Regions from separate parts of the Mus musculus genome. Here regions 1 and 3 are each linked to region 2. A link is a loop called in an ENCODE intact Hi-C map of the cell type or tissue named here. Cell type or tissue: left cerebral cortex. All regions are shown on one strand. Region 1 has its middle 14 kb from the start of Dis3l. Region 2 overlaps Megf11 (multiple EGF-like-domains 11). Region 3 overlaps Megf11 (multiple EGF-like-domains 11).

Region 1 (8,000 bases), 280 kb before region 2:
TTGGGGGTGGACAAATTTTGAATTCTACTTGATTTTATAATATTTTGTTTTTGAAAGAGCTCTTGCTTTAGAGAGATCCTGGCTGGCCTAAACCTCTACGTAGCCCAAGCTTGCCTAGAACATGTGGTGATCTTCCTGCCCCTGACTCCAGAGTACTGAGTTTACAGGGGTGCACCACTGTGCTGTTTTCTATTGGAAATATATGTATAAGTGGAATTGCTTTGGCAGATGGAAATTTCTCTTATTTTAAAAGAACAGAAAGGACTGGAGAGATGGCTCAGGGGTCAAATGCACTTGCTGCTCTTGCAGAGAACCTGGGTTCAGTTCCTAGCATGTTCACAACCATCTGTACATAACTCCACCACCACAGAATCTATCGCCCTCTTCTGGCCTCCACAGGTACTGCATATATATGATGGTCAAAACACTCATACATATAAAATACATACATTAAAAAAAAGAGCAGGAACACGTGCATGTGAGATATGTATTATATATTATAATTCAATGTGGTTGTCTGGGATGCGCTACAGTAACAAAACCCCTCAGATTTTTGTGGCTTCAGCAACATGGGAAGATTCCTCAACCAAACCATGGGTCCCCTTAGTCTATCTGTCATGCTCACCAAGAGAGCTGGCAAATGTGACTCCCTCTGGATTTCAGGGGGAAGTGAACAAAGCAGGTGGGATACTTATTCTTGCAGTGCTGAAGGACACCACTGACCTCTTTCCATACATCACTAGTCAAAGCACTTACTCGGTCACATTCAGTTCTGAGAGCAGAAAGTGGAAAGCCAGACATGGTGGAAAAATGACAACCTTAAGTAGATCTGTATGTGCATGTCCAAACATATATATGTTTATCCACATATCCACAACGACTTCAACTGTAGCAAAAGGAAGAGGGCCAACTCCAGCTTGTTGCAATATTGTTTCCTCGATGTGTTTAAAATCTGTGAAACCAATGGAAAAGCACACTCACAGTACATTGTGTCATCAGTGAGAAGGAAAAGGCAGATCTTGTTGAGATGTGTACTCCAGACATAGTTTACTTCAAGAAGAACAAACTGGGCCTGAAGAGATGGCTCAGAGGTTAGGAGAGCACGCTGCTCTTCCAGACGACTGGAGTTCAGTTCTCAGCACCTAATCTGGGCAAAGAGAAACTTCCCGTAACTCCAACCCCAGAAGATCTAGTACTTTCTGTCCTCTTTGGGCATCCGTACAAACACAAACATACTTTTAAAGAATTAAAAAGGAGCCATGCATTGAGGGCAGGGATTAGTCTGTGATAGTTATTTGTTGGCATGCTTGTGAGGGACCTTGTAGATCAGGTTCCCTGGGGCGACATGACCTACCTTCCCTCTGAGCAGCACCATTCTGTGGGCTGGGGCCTGGGCTGGAAAAAAAGAAAGTGAGCGAGTACGGTCACCCATTGTCCTCTGCTCCTTAATTCAGCTGCACTGTGACCAGCCACCTCACGCTCTGACACCATGGCTTCCCTGCCATGAAGGACAACACCTTTGAGCTGGGAGCTCAGATAAACCCGTTCTCACTTAGCTTGCTTTTTTCCTCTGTCTTCGATCCCAACTTCAGGAAGGTAGGTAGACCCCAATCTGTCCCCTTGTGTCACATTGTACTGCTTCACCTCAGGCTAGAGACAGGGTCAGCCAACCATGGACTGAAACCATGAGCCCAAATTTGTTGTTATCTGAGTCATTTCTCCTGGGGCTTTGTCACAGTGATGAAAAGCTGACTGTCACAAATGTTTGTGTGTTGTTTGGGTTTGCTTCCTAGGACTGCTGTGTCAAACTACCACACACTTTGGAAAACAGAATTATTCTGTCATGGTTTTGGTGGCCAGAAAGCCAAAGTCTAGCAGGACTCTCTCCGAAGACTGCATCCACAGAGCGGCTTGTCTGACCTGCAGGGCCAGTGGGAGGGGAAGTTCCAGGAGTGGCTGCACTGAGGAGGAATGGAGGGGATTACTCAGATACCTCCCCCAGCACAGGAGGAACTCAGACTGAACTCTCCTTGAGGCCAAACATGGACCTCAGGGAAAGTCCACGGACAACTCTCAAAGGACGAGGTGGGAACAACATACTGAAAAGGTGGAGCTTGTCTGTGGAGCTCCGAGAACGACAAGTGTCCCAAAGAGTCTGTGAGTGTAATTCAGAATTCTGATACCGAGCGCTGAAGGCAGGGCTTAGTCTGGAAAGAGCTTGCCTTGCAAACCCAAGGACCTGAGTTCGATCCCTAGAAACCGTGTAGAAAACAACCTGTGTATGCTGGTCATCTCAGAGGTAGGAAGACAAAGAAAGAGCCACATTTCTGGTGCTCGCTGGCCTAGTTGGCTAATGAGAGGCCTTGCCTCAAAATATGACAGTCAAGATTGTCCTCTGACCTCAAGAGGTACACATACATGTACCGTACCCATACACATGTGTGCACCCACTGCCCACCCACGAAGGACAGGGGTGGGGGAGGAGATTTTGGGCACCAAGCCAAGATATAATCTCCTCAATTGAACTATTACAAGTCTGGCCCGTGGTCCCTCCATTTAATTAGGTTAAGAGTCCAAGTGTCAGGATGCCAGGCAGCAATTCCAGCTGAGCCTTGGGTGGCCTCATGGAGGGTCAGCTTGGCCAGTACTCTTAGCCTAGTGCTATGCTGGATCACCAGGATGGTAGCAGAGGTTTAGGACCTAAACAGTCAGTAAAGGGCATTACGTAGTCAGTGATTCAAATCCCTCAGGGTAACGAGTCAGTGGTACCACTGGCCCTGGATGACAGACAAGCCTTCAAAGGATGCAGGCAAGCCATCAGTGGATAAGGTAGTTCTAAGATCCAGGGGCTGCTCCGGAGGCCCTCAGCCACCCGTAAGCAATCCATATGAACTTTGATGAATAATAATTGGCTCAGGCCCCACATGTTCAGTTACAGGGTAACCCATAACTATCTCAGTTCCTGCTGATGGGTTGTGAGTAGTTCAAACCCTAGAGGACCAGTGAGCAACTTAAGACCTGGGCAACAGCACCAACAATTAGCCCAAGTGTGCTGCTATCCAAAGGGCCAGTAGAGAGGGTCCCTTGCCACTTCTAGCTGCGAAGGCTGCCAGGACTCTTCCACTGAAGCCACACCAGTCTCATAGTCACAGTGCATCCTCCTCTTCTGTGTGTCTTTTGCCCGTGTGTTTCCGTGTGTGTGTGTGTGTGTGTGTGTGTGTGTGTGTGTATGTGTGTGTGTGTGTGTGCGCGCACGTGTGCGAGTGTATGTGTGTATACACAAATACACTTGTGCATAGGTACAGAGGTCAGCGCAGTATGTGGCGTGGCTTCCCCTATCACATTCCACTGTATTCCTTGGAGACAGGGTCTCTCACTGAACTGTTTGTTCACCATGCCTTGGCTAGGTCGGCTGGCCAGAAAGCCCCTGCGGTGTGCCTGCCTATCTTACTGTCTAGTGCTGGGTTTACAGGCATTTGTCCACACTTAGTTTTTACATGGGTGCTTGGGACTTGAACTCAGGTCATCAGGCTTATGCAGCAAGCATGTTCTTTATCTGCTGAGCCATCTCTCCAGCTCATATGTCTTTTTTTTTTTTTTTTTTTTTTTTTAAAGAAAGACGTTCCCCTTGCAATTTGAACCTGCCAGGACATCTTGCATAATCTCTTCATCTCAACAGCCTTAACTTAATTGTATCTGCCAAGACCCTTGTTTAAATTAAGGCATGTCCACAGATTCCAGAGATAAGGACAGGGACACATACACATGAGGTATCATTTAATCTACTGTGCCTGAATAATGAAAAAAAAAGTGTGAAAAATAGAAAAATAAGTCAATAGCAATGATTACTTTTGGGGGAATTTAAAAATTGCTATAGTGAACCCATATCATATTTATAATCAGATATAACAGAGCTGAGCATGGTGGTATATGCCTGTGATTCCAGCATTCAGGAGGTAAATGCAGGAAGATTTTAAGTCTAGGACCTCCTGGGCTTCATAGCAAGATTAACGTTAGCTTTGACAGCATGGTAGACCCCCATTTGAAAAAAATCACTACCAACAACTAATCAAAAACTATGGAGCAACAATAGCAAAGCAAGAATTAAGCTAAGACTACAACAAAAGCAAGACATGGGGTGTCCTAATTTCCTCTGCAAACCCCAAACACCTACACAGATCACAAAGTTAATGGAGAGGGCTGCAGAGGGGGCTCAGTTGGTAAAGTGTTTGTCACAAGCATGAAGGTGTGGGTTCAGATCCCTAGCACGCCGGACATCTCAGCTCTGGGAAGGTGGAGACAGGATTCCTGTGGATGCCCGGCCATTCATCCAGCAAGCTCCAGGTTTGATGAGCGACCTAGTCTCAAACAATAAGGAACATGTGTGATGTAGCAGGCCACAGAGGGCTCAGCAGTTAAGAGAACTTGCTGCTTTTGCAAAGGACCTAGGTTTGGTTCCTAGCTCCGACTGGATGGCCTACAATCATTTATCCCTCCAGTTCCAGGGAGTCTGATGTCCTCCTCTAACCAGGTATGTACACAGCATACATACATACATGTACTCAGACTCATAAAAATAAATAAATATAAAAATGATTTAAAAAATAAAGAGACTGAGGAGGACACTGAACTGTGACGTCTTGGCCTCCACACGCAGAGCTTCTGTCCTCAAAGTCAGCTCCGGAACCAGCCGGGGATAGCTTCAGAGCCGGCCACCCTTTGTCAGCTTTGGGTTTTTAGTGCCACAGAGACATGAAGCTTCTCTGTGCAAAGAAGAGCCTTGTCCTGGGACGAGTGCCCAGGATGAGCCACCCACTTCCCCAGAAGTGAGGAAACACTTCTCTGGTGTTGACTTACCTAAATAAAAATACTTTCTCTCCCAACCAGTAACCTCACTGAGCATGCGTGCTGAGTCTTGTTCATCAGCAGTGTTTTGAAAAATGCTTGCAATTTTCACATACAGATTTGGGTTTTGGCTTTTTCTGGTTGGCACATTTGGCCTGTTGTCTTGTGGAAGCCATTTAACTAGAGACTGGAGGGTGACTGACCCTACAGGAAGGCTATGTGCAACGCAGCGTCTGTCTTTCTCCATCTTCCCATGCCATCCCCTCTTCTGCCTTTGCACCGCACCTCGGCCACTGAAGACATTTGTGCAGAGTTTGCAAACTCCAATGAAGATTGCTTCTTTGCATTAGAGTACAGCATTTCGTGGGTTAAGTGGGTGCTTGTTGGGAACCTAAATACTCTTGCTTCCAGGAAAAATACACATTCAAAGTTTCAAATGGCTTACAAACGAACCTGCAGCCTGCAACCTGTTCGTAAATCGGTGGCTCTTCTAACAGTCATGTTTTATAGTCTGCCTAAACAAGTAATGGAAGACGCATATCCACGTATGCACTTAGAGCAGAAATTCAATTCCACGGGCTACTGGGGAAAGAAGCTTCCAAATCCCGCCAGGGCTTATTAAGTTGTCTCTGTCTGTGTGCGGGGACGTGCGTGTGTCCTCGTGGGGCTGGGGACATGCTTCTACTCCATTAGGACTCGAGACTGTCGTAGTGCCAGTGGTAGGGATTCATGTCATGAGCCGAAGTTACCCTCAACCTTATTGGGTTAGAAGCTGGCAACTTTGCAAAATTTCTTTGCTGGGTTGACCCGTGGCAGGTGTTTCTGGTGAGGCTCTTGAATTTTTAATCTGAGTTGAGTGGTGGAGGTCAGAGGGCACAGAACACTTGCTTGCCTTGGGTTTAGAGGATGTTGTCTTAACTGAGTCTTGAGGCTTCGTAGAAGTCAGTGAAGAATATTCTTAGCTTGGCCTAGAGGTGCGTTCCTCTGATCCCAGCTCTTAAGAAGTAGAGACAGGACAGGAATTGGCTACATAGTAACGTCAAGAACTGGGGGTCTTTAAAAATCAACCAATCAATTAATCAAGCAAGCAAGCAAGCAAGCAAGCAAGCAAGCAAGCAAGCAAGCAATAAAACCAACCAGCCAGCAGTGGTTTTAACCTTTAAGCACTGGGGAAGCAGAGGCAGGCAGAGATCTGTGAATTCAAGGCCAGTTTAGTTTACATAGTTCTAGGACAGCCAAGTGTGTTACCCAAAGAAACCCTGTCTTGGGGGGAGGGATTAATTAATTAATAATTAAAAAAAAAGCACAGGGCAGAGCTATGCTTTAGCAGGTAAAGGCCCTCGTCAAATCTGACCATCTGAGTTCAGTCTCCTAGGAACCATGGGGCGAAGGGAAGAACAGACTCGAGTAATTATCTTCTGACCTCCATATGTGTGCCATGGTGTACCCTGTACGCCCAAAATACATGTATACAAAACAGGTAATTTTCTTCCCCAGGCTTTCTCCTAACTGGAAAACTGTTTAGGGCTCTAGGATAGGACACACAAATTATCATGTGGAGATCCATCAGTTAAGGGCTTGCCATGCAAGCTGGAGGACTGGAGTTAGGATTCTAAGATCAGAAACAAAAGCCAAGTGGGGTAGCACACACCCACCCCAGCACTGGTTTGGGGACATAGGAACAAGCAGATCCCAGGCTCTTGCTGTCCTGCCAGTCTCTGAAACAGTTACGTTTCAGGTGCAATGAGAGATTCTGTTTCAAAACACACACACATACACGCCCAAGCGCATGCATGGCTGAACACATGCCAGTCATTCGGACAGTGCCTGCACATGAAGACTGCATGGACACAGAGAGTATTTAAGGAGTACAAGGTATGCAGAGAAAAGGTGTTCAGTGGTGGCGCCACACAGTGTAAGGGGTTACAGTAGGGTGAAGTCATTGCCAGCTTATGGCAGGGACTCTAAGTGTACTGTCTGTGTACTTTAGGTGCCTGATGGCTGAGCAACAGAGGTCATGGCTGACCGGAGTCTAGGCAAAGCAGTGAGGAGATACCAGCAGTCACGTGGCCGTGGAAACGGGAAACGTGGCTCGGGCTATGACAGAATGCAGCCCAGGAAGTACAAGGCAGGGTGGGGAGGGTCTTCAGAGTCAGCACACCAAGTCCGGGGTTGATTTTGGGGAGTGGAGAGCCCTAGGAAGGATACCCATTTATCTGGAGGAAAGGACGGGTTTATATTGGCTCACAGTTTGGGGGCGTCAATCTGCTATGGTGGGAAAGAAAGGGGGAACAGAATAGCTCACATCACAGCAGCAGCCAGGAAGCAGAGGAAAAGGGGAATAAGGGGCAGAACCAGGGCACGAGCTAGACCCTGAAGCACACACTCCCAGCAGCCTCCATGCTTCATCTCCAAACAGGCCCCACCTCTGACTTTATCAACGTTCAATAGTGCCCTTATGTTATGGCTCCATCAAGGGACTACTGCATTGGCTGGGACAGAGTCCTCAGGAGCCTACTGCTTCTCCAAATCCCACCAGGTGTCAGTTACACTGGACATACCTGAGCCCACTGGGGAGACTCCTTGTTCAAGCCATAATGATCCCTCTTTTGGTGCCCAGAAGACTCAAAGCCAAATCACCTCCATGGTCTTAGCAATTCCAACGTGACTCAAAAGCCCAGCGTCTCCTCTAAGATACCAGGGGTCCTGGTTGTTTTTGTTTTGTGTTGCCAACGTGACAGAAATTAAAGTTATCTGAAAAGAGAGAAACACACTGAGGGAAAAAAATGTCTTTGTGGGCAAGCCTGTGGGGCATTTTCTTATTTAGTGATTGATATGGGAGGCATTGTGGACAGTGCCATCCTTGAGCAGGTGGTCCTGGTTGGAATAAGAAAGCAACAGCCTGGTGTGGTGGTATACACCCTTAACTCCAGCACCTGGGAGGCAGGGGCAGGGGCAGGGGCAGGGGCAGGGGCAGGGGCAGGGGCAGGTGGATCTCTGAGTTTGAGGTCAGCTTGGTCTACAGATCAGGTCCAGGACAGTCAAGGCTACACAGAGAAACCAAGCCTCAAGGGGAGTTGGGTGGGGAAAAGCAAGCTGAACAAGCCACAAGGAGCAAGTCAACAAGAATTGCTTATCCATAGCCTCTGGATCAG
Region 2 (8,000 bases):
GAAGGCAAGGACCCTCACCTGCTGAGTCACCTTACCAGCCTCCCAGCTTAGTCTTTGAGGCAAGGTCCCTCGCCTATTCCTGGGGCTCACTATTTTGGCTAGACTGGCCGGCCAGTGAGCCCCGGGGATCTGCTTGACTCTGCCCTTCCAGCACTGGAGTTACAGGCATGGACCACCGTGCCCGGTCTTTTAGGAGGATGATGGGAATTTAAACTTGGGTCCTCAAACTTAAACAGCAAGCACTCTACTCACAGAGGCATTTCTTCAGCCTCTCAATCATTTATTATTATTATTATTATTATTATTATTATTATTATTATTATTATTATTATTAAAAAGAAAAATACCTTTTTAAATGTAGTGCTGGAGAGAGAGCCCAGAAACTTAGAAACCAATGTACAACACTGCAGCTGTTTGCACTAATAACCCCACCCCCACCCCCACCTCCCAGCCTTGTGCTTAGTGTCCTGTGCAGTGCCACACTGTCATGGTAATGACATCTGAAAGCCCAGGCCTCATCCTGGCTTAATGCACCCACTCTGAGGGATGCCAGCTCCAGCAAAGCCACATTGCCCGCTACTGTCTCCTAACACGTTGGCAGTAGAAATGGACCTGGCTGGCTCTGCTCAGTCCTACCTTGTGCCCCAGCTCCAGGACCTCTTGGTTCCCCCACAAGTGTACAGCAGGTATAGCTGTCACCCCCAGACTGGCCCAGAACCTGCTGCCTCTCCGCTCTGTGGGTCAGCACCACCTTTCACTTACTTGCCTGTTTGTCAAGCTGGTAAATGGTATTCTTACATGTTATTTAATAACTCAGTTATTAATATGACCTGGCCAGCCCCCAATAATCGAGGCAGAGTCCTATGATTTTTTTTTAAAATCAGCTTTAGCACAATTACTGGGCGATATTCTGCTCATCTATTTTTCTATACACTAGACTGTTAATTCCCCAGCTGCGCTCCCCAGTACTCGCTGTTTGAGTCTCGCCCAGGTTAGGGTTATTTCTGCTCCACCAGTCTGTCTTCAGGGGGCATTTCTCCTGGCCAGGTGCTCCTGGTCCATCTTGTCTAGTGGAGACCTCTTCTTCCTCTCCTCATGATCCCTACCTGCAGCACTCGGCCCATTACCAAAATCCTGCCTACCTCTATTCTCCTCAGTAATTATCTGTAGTCACTTTTATTTAACCAATAGCTTTAAATTGGGGAGGGAAGTTTACATAACAAAGGCTAGTATATGTGAGAATCCACTAGTGGGGAGGGTGGATCTTGGAGTTTAGAATTTAGCATTTGTCTGCACAGCTCCAGACCAACCCCTAACACAGTCAGACTGGACTTCTCAGGCCCTAGCACACAGTGCAGGCCCAGCAACTGTTTGATGCATGGATAATGAGCCTCTCTCCCGACAACTGGTGTGCTGGGGTAGAAAGGGCCGGGTGGATACAGTCTACCAGTCTCAATCTCTAGTTCTTTACTATGTGGCCACTGGGGAGTCCTGCCACATCAGGAGATGGAGGGACATGGAGGCACAGTCCTCACTGGACATGGCTGCAGGGAGCACAGGTGCCATTGGAGGTTAAGGGAACACCACAGAGAGGGTAGCCAGTGCAATGAATAGACCTCTAAAAAAGCTCGTGGTCCGTCAGTATAATCCTATGCTCCGAGTGTCTGTCAAGACTGGGACAGTGTCTGGAGATTCGAGTTTGGATCTACAGTACTTGGGTCTGTGAATATCTAATTGCAACCATCTCAGTGGAGGGAGGAGAGTTGAGGGATGGATCCTCTCAGATCCCAGGAGCCTCCCTGCTCCACTGGCCCAAGTGGGCACAATTAGCATCACAAGCTTAGGAAGGAAGAGGCCCAGCCCTTGCCTGTTCCAGTTTCTGGATGAGGACCCCTTTGGCATTTGGACATTAGGGCAAGCCAGTGTGACTGGATCTTGAAAACATTATGTTAAGCGAAATAAGTCAGATACAAACATCTGCTCCTGTATGGTTTCACTCTTACGAATGGCTGGCGTTGGCAAATGAGGAAAGATTGAGGTTTCGTGACGGCCAAGTATGGGAAGTCATTGTAATTGGTTGTAGGAGTATCTCTGGAGGCTGCTAGAAGGTTTGGAAATGATAGTGTTAACACACATGACAAATGCTATCAGGTTGTGTACATATGTGAATAATATGGGAATTTTATGCCACATAACTCAATAGAAAATATTAATAAGTCAATATGTTACCTGAAGAGAATAAAGTGATAGGAAATAGTATCAGCCATGGAAAACCAGGGACCACTATTTATACATAAACTAACCTCTAAACAAGGTACTGATGGGAAGTGACCCTCTGTTCTTCATCCTGCAACCCAGGCTGGCTTCAAACTACTGTATAGCGGAGGATGACCTCGAACCCCTGACCCTGCTGCTTCTACCTTCAGGGTGCTGGGATTACGGATCTGTACCACCAAGCCTGTTTATGCTGTGCACTCTGCCAACTGAGCTACAGCCTTAATTGTCATCTCTGTGGATGATGGCTAGCTGCCAGCATCCTGCATCTCCCTGCACTGACACCAGGCCTTACCCAGCAGGTAGCAGCCCAGACTCTCAGTCACTTCCTAGCTGTGACTTGAAATAAGTTATTTATCCTCTCTGAGCCTCCCTTCCTTGTCTGAAAAATGGGGATAGTAATAGCATCCATGACCCTAAGTGTGAAAAGTCAACTTGGCACCTGCAGTACACGGCCTGGTTGTATAGTAACTGCTCCATCAAATATGGCGACAAACTGAGAAGCCTGTTTATAGCGAAGTCACGAAGTCACGGTGGAAGAGAGCTGTCAAACCGCTCCCTGTTGTGAGGACCCAAAACCCACAAGGCTGGATCCTGGAGTCTGAAGGGGTCAGGTGGGAGGGGCTGAGCTGCCGGCCTTGTACATCTGGGTATCCCTTAAGCCCTGGGTAGCTGCTCAGAGAAGCTGAAAAATCAGCAGAAACCAAATATAATTAGAGAGCAGAGTCCATGAAAGGGTGAAGGGAAAAAAAAGCCCACCTACGTGAGGTTTGACACGGCCTGGCTCAATTGGTCAGAGTGCGTAGATCCACGGAGGAGCACCAGGCCCCTGTAATTGCAGACTGATCGCTCTACTTGCCTTCAGCAGAGTAGATAATTAACTCTCCCGGCTCCGTCTCATTTCCCTATCACCACTGAGGAATGAGGAGTTTTTATGTGAATTTTTCCAGATAACTGAAGTTGATCCCTGTGGTCCCTAACATTTTTTCCCATTGAGTTACTCTGGGGGAGAAATTTCTCTGCGATGGGTGACAAGCTTCCTCGCTTCCCTGGTCAGAACTGTTTAACTTAGCTCAGCTTCCTCCTGCTGGCTCAGATACCAGCGGCTGTGTGTCTGTCCTCTGATGGCTGCAGGTAGCTGTACTTTCTTAGTCTCTGTGTTTTCTGTTTATTTCCATGCTTTCCTGTTTGGACACAAAGTTGTCGGGGTGTGGATGTGTGTACATGTGTGTACAGGTGCAGATGTATGAGTATGTGTGTGCGTGTGCGTGTGCGTGCGTGTGTAAATGCCACAGTATGAGTATGGATGTCAGAGGACAACTTTCCAGAATCTGTTCTCTCCTTACACCACTTAGGTCCTGGGGCTGAACTCAGGTCTTCAGTCTTGGTGGCAATCACCTTCATCTAATTAGCTATCCCACTAGCCCACCACCTTATTTTTGAGACAGTCTCGTACTGAGTCTGAAGCTAAGTTGGCTGGCCAGTGAGATTTTGAGATCTGTCTGTCTCTGCTGTACAAAACCGAGGTTGCATGCTTAATGTGGGGATTTGAACTCGGGCCCTTCTGCTTTCACAGCAAGTGCTCTTACCCACTGAGCCATCTCCTTAGCCCTGCCTTGTGGTTTTAGGAGCTTCATAGCACTGGGACACAAATATAGGCATGTTTATATTCACATCTGTTTGTAGTGTGAGGAGCCGGAGTTGTAGTCTCATGACTTCTACAATGTCCTAAGCCACCTTTATTCCTATACTGTCATGGAGTGCTGAGTTCTGTGATTCTGTGTCAGCCACACCCCACGATAAACCATTTATCTCCAGAGATGGCAAGTCACCTCTTGCATGTTGTATAAACTTTCCTGGCAAGACATTTAAAAAAGAAAATCTACTTACCTGAGATGAGGCATCAAATAACAGATTCCACAAATGAAACAAAGTAACAATTTCACCAAAGTGCAAATTGACAAAACTGTGAGTTTAATGGGCTTATTTCCAGAACAGGAATGAGAAGTCACTGAAAGGAATTAGGGGGCCACATAACTGAAAAAGTCTCACCCTCGCTTGCATGGATGACAACTTCCTCATAGCTACAGAGATGGAGTGTCTCCTTTAATTAACCCACCCCACCCCCTGTATACTCCAGAACCCCCCAAGACCCCAAGCATCTGGGACAGAAGTACACACAGCTAGGAGGGAGATGTAGGAAGGAGAAACTGGAGGCCACACTCTCATCTGTGGAGGAACATCAACAGGCCTGATCTTGATGGTTCCTGCAAGTGGTCACAGCAGATTGGTGAAGGTGGCAGTGTCTATTATGCTCAGAGAACAGTGCTCTACAACACGTCACCCCTAGGCACTTGGGAGATACCAAGGGGACAAGTGAGGGATGAGAGTGGCTAAGTAAAGCTCCAAGTCCCTGTGACAACATTCTGTCTCCTTATCCAGGACACGGTTTTGTTATATTCTGTTTGGGGCTGTTCCAGAGAGAATGGAGGTTACTGCCAGACATGGCAGGTCACACCCACAACACTTTGGAGGCTCAGTAAGTGTTTGAGGCCAACTTGAGCTGCATAGTGAAATCCTCTCAATAAAGAAAAGAAAAAATTAGGAAGGTATGGATTTGTACCTGAAATGCAAAATGTCACTAGGTACCCAGTGGGACATGAAGGGATGCTACTAGCTTCAGATTTTCAGTTTCATGTAGGGTCACTGTGGCCCCAGAAGATGTAGGAATTGCTTGTCTAGATCCTGAGGCTGCTCACAGTGGTGGGTGGAGAAGAAACAGCCAGCTCTGAGCTATCACTCATCTGCTTTACAGCCACCCTCCAAGCTTCCCATCTTGGAATCCCCCAGTGAGTCTCCCATGGACCTGAGCAAAGACCTGGAATCAGAATGCTTTTGGGCTGCCCTGCAACAATGTAACTTCCATGACCCTCTGACTTGCGGTCTATAACTTAGAGAATGAAGGGAACCTGTGAGGGTTAGATACTGTTCCTGCATCCAACTTCCAGGATGGGGCCTGGCACGTGGGGAGATTTAAACAGCCCTGTCATTGTTATAATGGAATCACAGCACATACACGTTGAATGCTAACTATGTGCGCTTGGCAATGAAGAGAGAGGGAGGAGGGGTACCACTCACTGGTTAAAGTGCTTGTCTAGATCCCCAGGACTTATGTAAATGTCTGTGGGTGTGGAGGCTGCCTGTACTTCCAGCTTTAGAAAGTAGAGACAGGGATCCCCAGAACAAGCTGGCAGGGGAGACTAGCCACATCCACAAGCTCTGGGTTTGGCTGCGAGACCCTGCCTCACTGAATGAGGGGAAGGGTGACTGAGGGCGATCCCTGACTTCACCTTGAGCCTCCTTGAGCACGTGTACATACACACATGCGTGTACATACACACATGCAAACATGCATATATACACATTCCAAACTGGGAAAGAGAACGAGTGAGCGCACACACAGTGGATAATTCTGTCAGTCTTCTCACCCGCTGGGAAGGTTTCCTGGAAAGAGAGTGAGCTGGGGGATGCTGCACTGCTACCCTTCAGCTTCTCTGTCCCGTGAGCCGCTCTCAGCATGAGAGGAGCCTGTCACTCTGAGTAGACTGGGAAACTGAAGGCGATGTCCACTCATAGTTTGGCAGCCCAGTCTATTTGTGTCAATATTCAAGGCACAGATGAAGAAGGCCACAGATGAATAAGCCAAGATGAGGGGGTGTGGATCAGAGACTCAGTAGTTCTGTCTACTGCAGGGTAAACAGATGCAGGCTTCTGGATAGTGACCCAACCCACTATCAGGAGAGATTTGTGTGACCCTGGCAAAGCTGGTGGAGCGCCAGCATGTTCACAGGCCACACCCATCTCTGCCTTCTTGTGCCTGCTTAGCACCTGAGTGCTTCTGTGTATCTGTTCACCCCAAGGACACCCTTCCCATACCACTCACCTGACCCTTTCCTCCCAGGGTCTAAATCCTAGAAAGCTTGGGTACAAAGATCAGCTGGCCATCTGTGCCCACAGGCAGCAGAGCCACCCTCCACTCCAGCTTGCCCAGGGCTGAGGTGCTCTTTGGAATTGAGGACTTTCGGTGCTGAAAGCAAGACAGATGGTCCTCTGGCAGGCAGACAAGTGAGCCATCTTTCACTGCCCTCTTGCAATGTGGAGCCCTCACCTGACTGCCTTAACTGGAAGCAATCTTTCTTGCCTAGAAACAGAAATCCTAGAACAGTATTTGTGCCTGTCATTAACCAAACTCCACTCCCACTCAAAGCTCCCAGTTGTTGGGGGACGTCTTATATTTGTTGTGCCCTGAGTGCACCAAAAGGGTCAAAGTGGGAGGTGATAACAGGCTGGGTAACTTTCCTGAAGTTCTGGGCTACTCTGTCCCTTTCCGTGGCTTAGAATGCAGGTCTCCAGAAAGCCATCAGTCTTGGAAACATTTAATTACAGGAATGGATCTCCTAGGTTGTCTGTCACCTCCCAGGGATACAATTTTTTTTTCCTGCTCTTTCTGAAGGAGCTTGGGCAGTGAGGAAATTGAACTGAGGAAGCAAGTAGGGGGCCTGAAAGTATTCCTGGAAGGGAGGAGGAGGAGGGAAGGGAGAGCCAGGGGTGTGCACAGTGAGTCAGAACCGTCCTTAAGTAAATGAGAATGTGAGAGGTTAAGACTGTGAGTGGGACAGAGAAAAGAGGGCTTCACAGGCCGACATGAGGCTGGGCCCAGCTGCCTGGAGAGGAACAGGGTCACAGAGCAAGGTGGCAGGCATGGCAAGAAAAGGTCCAGCTGAGAGGAGTAAGGATAGATAGACCAACCAAAGAGAGCTTCCCAGAGACAGAGGGAGGCAGAAAGCTGTGACCAGGTTTGCATTGGAGGAGGTGCCCGTGGCATCGATTGAAGTGAGCAGCAGCGCTGGAAGGCCTTTGAGGCTATGCCTTCTTTAGCTCCCGTGAACACTCGGTGGCTTGGTGGAGCCTGACAGAGGTCTCCAGATGCCAAGGACTCCATCCAGATACCCGCAACAGCTTGGTCTCCAGGGGCAGAGGAGATGGTAAGGCCAAGTGGACCCTCGTTCTAAGGAAAGCTCTGACCCAGAGTATCCTTTTTTGCAGGCTGTGACAGCGAGCACTGGGGTCCCCACTGCAGCAACCGGTGTCAGTGTCAGAACGGCGCCCTGTGCAACCCTATCACCGGCGCCTGCGTGTGCGCCCCGGGCTTCCGAGGCTGGCGCTGTGAGGAACTCTGCGCTCCTGGTACTCACGGCAAGGGCTGCCAGCTGCTCTGTCAGTGCCACCATGGCGCCAGCTGTGACCCGCGCACTGGCGAGTGCCTCTGCGCTCCTGGCTACACAGGCGTTTAGTGAGTAGCGAGGGCGTGGCTTGGGGTGGGGCCAGGGCGAGATCAGGACTCCAGGGGTGGGGAAAGAGGGGTGGGGCAGAGCCAGGAGACTCTGCTGGATGCCCAGCTGGGGACAGGGTGGGGGGGGGTGGGGGGGTGTAGGGAGGTGGGTAGCGTGGCCTGAATGACCCTGGTTTGGAACAGGTCAGGGCTGTGGCCTGGAGGCTCTCACCAGGGCTTTCAAGGCTTTTGGGCCACTTCTTAGCACCCTAGTAGGCAGGAAGAGCAGAAAGTCCCGGTTGTGACATCTGCCCTCTGACCCCAAGTGCCCCAGTGTCTTTAAGTACCCAGGCCTCACCCCTACAAGTCTCAGATTCAAGCCCTTAAATACCTG
Region 3 (8,000 bases), 110 kb before region 2:
ATTCCAGAGTGTGGAATGGGGGAGCCTAGCTATGTGGGGAAGTTCTGCTGACTCCCTGAGGAGGAGTCTGTGAGTCTTGGGCGCAGCTGGTCTTGTCTACAACCTTTAATCAATTAATCAGTTAATCAACTCAAAGGATGTAAAGGTGGGTGTAAGGTTTCCTTGTCTCCATGTGGGAAGAAAGACGCCTGCCATAGATGGCAAGTGACCCTAAAGGAATTCTGGGGTGTGTCTGGGGGTTCTGAGTGACTCTGTCTTGGCTCCCCGTGACAGTGGAAGAAAAGCTGAGCAGACACTGTGCAGACATCGATAGAGCTCTAAAAAGTGGCCCCTGGTGTGCGGACAGCCACTCGGGGTGCAGCGACTCAGCCGGAGGTCTTAATTACCTGCTCAGAACAAGAGACAGATCTGAGATGTGCAGAGTTTCGTGTACAAAGTGTTTTATTTCCCGGGGCGGGTGCAGAGCAAGGAGAGCCATATGGCCCAGTGGTTGAACAGCTGTCTCTGGAGAAGGAGCAATCGGGAGCTCCCACCATCTGGGCAAATTACAAGACTCTCGACTCTTCCCTGTGTGTTGCAGCAGTCAAGTGGGTCTGTGATGGAGAGAGAAGGAAGTACCCTGTGTGCACTCACCTGGGCAGCTCCGCCACCGTCCTTCCCTGGATGCCCTGGGCTGCCCTCCTGAGCCCCTCAGAGCTTCTCACCGAGGTCACCTGCAGCAAATGCCCTCCCAGCTTCACCCCACAGCCTCTGCCCAGCGGGGAAGCCTTCTGCTTTCTCTAGAAAACATAAATGTCATTCCTTTAACCCAGCCCCCTCTTGCCTCTTTGGCAGGCTGCAGAGTCTACTTGAAGAGTGCTTAGTGGTTTGAGGCTGTTATATTTTCTCTGCTCTATGATCCGTGTTAGGTTAAAAGGGCCAGGGCGGCTTTTCCTTCCCATGGAAGATAACTCAACCCGGACAGGCTCCCTGTGGGAGAATTAAAGGTGACGAGGGACTTCTGCTTGGCTGCAACCGTTAATATCCTTCCCCCAAAGTGGCCCCCTCAGCCGCCTCCTCCCCAGCGGGCTGCAGTGATGCGTTTATTCCTCCATGTTCTCATTCCCATTCTAACTCTTTTCCTTTGGTCTTCCGTGGCCTCATGGAGCTAGGGCTTACCCACCCAAGGAAGCAAGAGGAAAGTCACACAGAGGGACGTGATGTGCTGTCGTGGATAGCTTTTAAAATTTCTTATAGAAGTGCTTGGGGCTAGGGGTATAGCTCAGTTGATAGAGTGCTTGTCTAGCATGCACAGAGTCTCCAGCAACACACACATCCAGGCATGGAGGCACATGCCTATAACCTCAGCCATGGAGATGTGGGGGCGGGAGGAACAGAAGTTCAAGGTCATCTCTGACCGTGTACCACGTTCAAGGCCAGCTGGGCTAAAGACTCTGTTTGAGAAAAAGACAAAAACAACAACAACAACAACAAAAAAACAAATCTAGAGTTAGAAGGAGTTGTCAATCATTTTAGCATCTGCCAGAGAGAGGCTATAAGAGAATCATGCAACCTGCCCCTATACAGCTTATCCCAAAATAGGTGGTGGGTGGATGGGGGCTGATCTACTCAGCCCCAGGAGCAGCAAGACAAATTTTGTCTTTAGTGGGCCTGCAGAGTGGTCCAAGATATAGAGCAGCCATTGAGGCCCCTGACTTTTGCATTGGTGACAAGGAGGCGTGGCTTCTGAGCAGTAAAGCTAAGTTGGCTTGGCTTCCCCGAAGCTGCCCTCCCTTTCCCCTTCACAGACTTTACTCTTCCTAGTGTGGAGGCCATGTGAAAGCTGTTCCTCATGCCCACCAAAGGGGAAGATGGGAAAGGAAGCTGAAGCAGCTGCTGTTGAAGCTCATGAGAGTTGGTCCTATTTCCCAAGATGGCCACCTCTCTCTTTCCCTGTGTATTTATAGCTAGATGGGGGCCTTTTTCTACACCATTCTGTACCTTCATCCTCTGTGTAAAGGCTCCTGCATTGCCAGGAGAGGACACTGGAGAGACAGCTCATGTGGTAGCAGTCCAGTACCCCAGGCTGAATCTGTGGGCTGTGTGAGACGGAGCAGGGCCATGTGAGGCTGTGTTCAGCTGGTGAAGGAAGAGAGAATGGTGGAGGTAGAGGTGTGGTCTTCTGACTCCTGCAAAGTTGCATCAGCAGATTCAAGACAAATGGGGTAACTGAGGTCTCCTGGTCCCATGCACGCGCAGCAGGGCAGCAAGTCAGAAGATGTGAGCTGGGTCCTGATCCTTCTCTGATCCCCACACAAGGAATCCCGTGTTCTCAGGGTGAGGCGGGGCTCTGGGCATTTGTCTATAGATGTCTCCTCCAGGCCTCTGGGCCATGATTCACACTCCCGATAGACAAGCTTGGCCACGTGGAAGGCTGCACATCTAGTTTGATCCAGGCAGAAAATGGCGGCCCTGCTTTGATTTCCATACTTGTGATGATATCTGAGCAATGCCACGGGGAATCAGTGGCCTCCCTGGAAGTTCACTGGGTGGGGGAGGGACACCCACAAACACGGACTCGTGGCTTCAGAGGTCCAGGTCCATCTTGGTTCTCCTGCTTGACGGAGATCTTGCTGTCTCCTAGGGAGGGAGTGTAGGAAGGTCTGGACTGCACTCAGGAGAAACAGATTTACATTGGTCTCAGAACAAGTCTGTGCCTTCCACATAATCTCTCTTCTTTTTCTCTGCATATGTGTGCATGTGGGTGAGTGGTGTGTATGTCTGTCTGTCTGTTGTGCATGTGTGTGAGCCTGGGGCTGATTTCAGGTGTCTTCCTTGACTCTGCTTTATTTACTGAGTCAGGTTCTCCCACTAAACCCAGAGCCTGTTGATGTTTCCAGTCCAAATAACCAGCTTGCCCCATAGAGTCCTCTCTCTGCCTCTCATGAGCAAGATCACAGGCAGGCCACCTGTCCACTTCCCTGTGGGTTTTGGGGATCTGAACATTGGTCCTCAAGCTTTTATGGCAAGCATTCCCAAGCCCAATTCTTCAGATATTTAAAAAGAAAACAACAACAACAACAACAAAAAAACCCCTCTCATTTCCCTGCCAAAACATTTTGTTTTTCCAGGCTAAAATATCATTTATTGACTTAACAATTGATTTTCAAGTACCTCTTTTGCACTAGGCTGTGGGCTAAGTGCTAGAGAGCAGAAATTCACAAAGCAGGCATGTTCTTTTATCCAGGGAGCTCACAATCCAGCATGACATTAGTCCCAGGCACCCCCTGTCCCTCCCCTAGAATAGAAGAAGGGCTTCAGGTCTAGCTTGATCACAGCAGAAAGTGGCAGCCCTGCTTTGAATCCCACACTTCTATTCATGCCTATGTAATGCTGGGGAAACCACTGGCCCTCCTTGGAGATCCTCTACAGGATGTTTGTTGCCTAGTTACCTCTCGGGGGTAATATGTGGGGTCCAGCAGGACTGGATTTTCCCTTTGCTGCACCATGTGTGAGGTGTTGCAACTGATTCTGTATGAATAGAGGGCAGGAAAAGAAAGGTGCCTATTGGCTGGTGTCCTGACACTCGTTATTATTACACCTGTCATCCATTCAGCAAGTATACTTAAGTTATCAGACAACTCCCTCCCCCGCTTTCTTCCAGTCTGTCTGTCTGCCTGTCCGACTGTTGAGGTATAGGAGAATCAAATTCAAGGCCTTGTATGTGCTAGGCAAGCACTCTACCACAAAGTAGCACCTAGCTTTCACTTGCTTTTATTCTGACAGTTTACATTGAGTAACTGTTGTACCTTGGCTGGAGACTGGGCATAGAGCTTAGGGATGGACAAGCAAGATGTGCTTTCTATTCCAGGGATCTGGCTGCCCATGGAGAGGCTCCCAGAGGTTATCTCCAAATTAATCACAAATGATGTTTTTGATCGGTCCCATGCAGGAAAAGAACCTGGGGTTCTGCAAGCCAATCGTGGGGTCCCCTCAGATGGGATTATGGGGGAGTAAGGGAAGGGCTATGAAGCTGGAATCTTAAGAGTTCACCTGGGGAGCAGAACTGAATGAGAGAAGGTTCTGTGTACTAAGAAACTAGAAGATGGGACCTGGGGAGTCGTTGGCAAAGCACTTGCCTACGAGCAGAAGGACCCAAGTTCGATCCTCAGAGCCTGTGGTGGTTTGAATAATAATGGCTCCCATAGGCTCCCATATTTCCACCAGGGAGTGGGACTATTTGAGAAGGATTAGGAGGTGTGTCTTTGTTGGCAGAAGTGTGTCACTGGGCATGGACTTTGAGGTTTCAAAAGCCCATGCCAGGCCCAGTGTCTCTCTCTCTCTGCCTACAGGTCAGGCTATGGCTCTTAGCTACTGCTCCAGTGCCACACATTCTACCATGCTGACAATGGACTGGCCCTCTGAAACTTTAAGCAAGTCCCCAATTAAATGTTCTGAGTTGTCATAGTCGTGTTTCTTCACAGAAATAGAACAGTGACTAAGAACACACGTGTTAAAAAAAAAAAAAGCCCTGGTGGTGCACACTTGTAATTTCAGTGCTGGGGAGAAAGAGACAAGCAGACCCCTGGGACTCACCTGTCAGCCAACCTAGCTTGGTAAGTTCCAGGCCAATAAAACCCTGTGCTGCCCCTAAAGGATGGGATACCTAATATTGTTGTCTGATATTTGAGTGCAAGTGCACACACATGCACACATATGCACACACATGTGCACATATGCACACACATGCATACAAACCCCTGGGAGATTTTAAGGACCATCGCAGGTGGGTTGGATGAGGGGATATGGGGCAAATCCCATGGAGTTTCCACTACAGTAGAACCCATGGTCTTGGCATTCCTGGCAGAATCAACAGAAACACAGGCAAGGCCTGGGAGCAGAGGCTATGAAAGTTTCATTGATCCAGGCAGTGACATTAGCCCTGAGACTGCCAGGTAGGGAACCACCACTTACCTTGGGGATCACTCCTTCCCTGTGTGGAATAGGATTCCTACAGTAGACAATACTGCTGATGTCAAACTCCCTCTGTAGATAATGGATCTCTAAGGTAGACTGGCTTTTTCTTCTGAACTGAGTTTCCCATCTGACTACTCCTAGAGGATCCTGTGAGCTGCATGTCAAGAGGGAGCTGAGAAGAGATGGGAATTCAGGGATGCTCACAGTTGAGAGAAGCCTTCGCAGACCCTAGTGTTAAGAAGGAGATAGCTGATGAGTGAGATCCACACACTTCCCCCTCCTCCCTCTGCAATCCTCTCTCCACCCTCTGTGTTGCGCGTAGCCTTTCCCTGCAAGGCATTGCCAGCTGCTGGTTCTTACACACATGGGGGAGAAGCACCCACAGCGAGTGAGTCATTCTAGGAATTAGCTAATTTCCAAATCTCTAAGTGGTGAAAACAAAATTTGAGCACAGCCTCCCAAGTCTCCTACAGTACTTTAAGACTTACTGTATTTGGCGTGAGTGCATGCGTGCGTATGCCTGTTCACATGTGTTGGGCACACACATGTTTCCTCTACATATGTATATAGAGCCCCCAATTGAAGATTGAAATTGTGTGTCTTCCTTGACTGCTCTCCACTTTATGCAGGGTCTCTCACTGAACATGGAACTGGCCAACTTCAGGCAGTCTAGCTAGCTAGCTTATTCTAGGAATCCCCTGTCCCTGCCTTCCAAAGGCTGCTGGGATTATAGGTGCCATGCCTGCCTGGCTTTTACGTGGGTCCTGGGAATCTAAATTCTAGTGCTTTTACAGCAAGTGACTTATCCACTGGGCCATCTCCCTAGCCCACATGCTTGACAATTCCTGCAAAGACACCCTCGAGTTAGATTGTGTGTGCCAGTGGCAAGCAATGAGTCACCACTCTCATTTTGGCTTTTGGGAAGCCTAGAGTATCCAAGGCCACTCAGGCAGATCCCTGCTCTGGTCCTGGAGGAATGTGGAGCAGGGCTCTGGGCACTTGGGTGTCTCCCAGAGTATGAAAGGATGAAGCTCAGGGAAGAGGCCTGACCCCTGGCTTCCAGGATGCTTGGTCTCCATGGTGACCCCTGAGATGCACTCTGGGCAGCATACTGTTTCTGTCGCTCTGGTGAAATATTCTGTTGAGTGCTTGTATGAGTGCTCTTGGGGCACAGGGTGGCAGAGGCAACATTATTTATGTGTTTAAAGGGTTGAAATTGGAGTCACCTTTCCTTTATTGTCTGATCCCCTGGGAGAAAATGAGCCCTGTCTTTTTCAGGCTTTCTGGCTCACGACACTGCTGTTCTCCACTGCCAGATGCTCTCTGAGTGCGCAGCCTGCAAGGTCAGACTTTGGTCCCCAGCCCATCACAGCTGCCTGCTATGGCTTTGTGTCACCTTCCTCAGCAATGAGCCAGCATCGGCCTGGCATCCACTCTGTACAGCCTGTGGGTCAGAAGGAGCAGCAGACAGGGGTCTTTGTCCTCGGTGGCAGAACGTTGTCTAGATGTCCAGATGAGCCCCTCCCCCCATATTTGGTGATGACTGGTGACAACTTGCTGTGAGTGACTGCATGAGGACACTGCAGATATTGGGGACCACAGAGAGAAGTTGCCAGAGGCAGTGCCCTCACGACTTTGAGACTCAATGTCCTTGTCTGTAGAGTGGGAATAACAGATCTGTTTTGCCTGTTTAAGGGAACTGGGGCAACAACGGAAGAGACAGACATAGGCCTTAGACGTCAGACAGTGGGCAGGGGATGTGGTTCAGTTGGTAGATGCTTACCTAATGTATTGAGCCTGGTTTAGTCCCCATCATTGCACAAACAGGGCATGGTGGCATGGGCTTGTAATCCCAGCACTTGATGAAAAAGTGGAAGATTATAAATTCAAGGTTATCCTCAACTTCATAGCAAGTTCAAAATCAGCATGGGGGATGGGTGACCCTGTCTCTTAAGTGAGAAAGGGAGGAAGGGAAAAAGGGAGGAGAGAGAACAAAACCATAGAAGAGCATTCTAGGCTACAAAGCCAGTTTAAAGCTAACCTGCATTACACTGTATACTCTGTCTCAAACAAACAACCAAATAAATAACCCCAAGACTTAGAAATTAGAAAGGCTGTCAGGTGACTAGTATCTAAGTACTCCAAAAACTAGAGTCTGAAGTCTGTTTGTCCTTCTTCTGTCTGTCTGTCCCTCCCTCTCTTTCCTCTACCTTCCATCTCTTTTTGTTTCTTCCTTTCTTCACACATCTTCAGGATCTCTTCCCTGTGTAAATCCCGTGGCTATTACAGATCAGAGAGGTACTAAGGAGCTGACAAGAGGGAAGGAGGAAGGAGGCAGGTGTCCCACAAGATAACTTTGAGAAAGTTGGGGTGAGCGAGGCTCGAGGCTTGTATTTGAGTCAATCAGTGCCCTGTTTAGTGTGATGCAGATGGGAAGGTCAAAAGGTCGCCCTGAGAGTCCGTGGAGCTCCATTTTATTGGGTGTTGGGTGAGACCTGTGGGCTATGAACGCTGCCAACCTTCACTGCTGCCTTATCTCCCTCGGGCACTGCGGAGCCCCTGAAGAACCTGCTCCTGTCCAGGGCTCTGGGTAATAGAGACCTGGTCCCTGAAGGGAGGTGGCTTCTGGGGTCTCCACTCAGCAGCAGGCAGAGGTCACTGTTATTTCCCCAAGCTTACCATTCCTTAGGGATCTGTGTGGTCATGCATTGTCACTGGGACTGGCTAGTATGTGGGTGCTGATGGATTCCTCCAGTGGAGGCTCCTGTGGGTGGCCACAGACTCTTTCTGGAGACTCTTCTGTCTTCCACATTCAGTAGTCTGCAGAGACAGGTGAGTGCTCACAAGTCACTCTCCTGAAGGGCTCACTGGCTGTGTGGTCTCTGCAGAGATGTTTGAGGTGTAGTTAAGGACATGAATATCCTCGTGCTGTAATTTCTCACAGAGGGTACCGTTCTGATCTTGGCCACTCTGGCCCAGCTTCTTAGGCTCTACTGCACTGATGCCCTACTGTGTGACTGTATTTTCCTACTGTGGGGTGTGTG

Evidence for each region. A loop is a pair of places that touch in the nucleus more often than their neighbours do. Peaks named below come from ENCODE experiments on the same cell type or tissue, not always from the same donor. Only the 100,000 strongest peaks of a DNase experiment are listed, where the experiment ranks them.
Region 1: a loop joins it to region 2, with 4 times the contacts of the local background. A loop is called at or near these places in 16 of 42 quality-filtered maps.
Region 3: it touches region 2 in a loop (8-fold over the local background); 5 of 42 quality-filtered maps call a loop at or near these places.

Annotation. Positions count from the first base shown.
Region 1 is chr9:64,351,009-64,359,008 of GRCm38, forward strand. No RefSeq gene overlaps it. Among named protein-coding and RNA genes, the nearest start is that of Dis3l, 14 kb to the left of the region's middle. In left cerebral cortex, a CTCF peak has its summit at 382 (motif pointing left); a DNase peak (open chromatin) is centred at 4,837.
Region 2 is chr9:64,630,855-64,638,854 of GRCm38, forward strand. Megf11 (multiple EGF-like-domains 11) reads left to right here. Exons shown (of 25, transcript NM_001134399.1): 6 at 7,381-7,627. Among named protein-coding and RNA genes, the nearest start is that of Gm36311, 51 kb to the right of the region's middle. In left cerebral cortex, no CTCF peak of the experiment used is centred here; DNase peaks (open chromatin) are centred at 4,746, 5,458, 5,732 and 6,332; H3K27ac peaks cover 1,790 bases.
Region 3 is chr9:64,522,943-64,530,942 of GRCm38, forward strand. All of the region lies in intron 4 of Megf11 (multiple EGF-like-domains 11), which reads left to right. Among named protein-coding and RNA genes, the nearest start is that of Megf11, 140 kb to the left of the region's middle. In left cerebral cortex, a CTCF peak has its summit at 4,512; DNase peaks (open chromatin) are centred at 479, 5,296, 5,807 and 6,303; H3K27ac peaks cover 381 bases.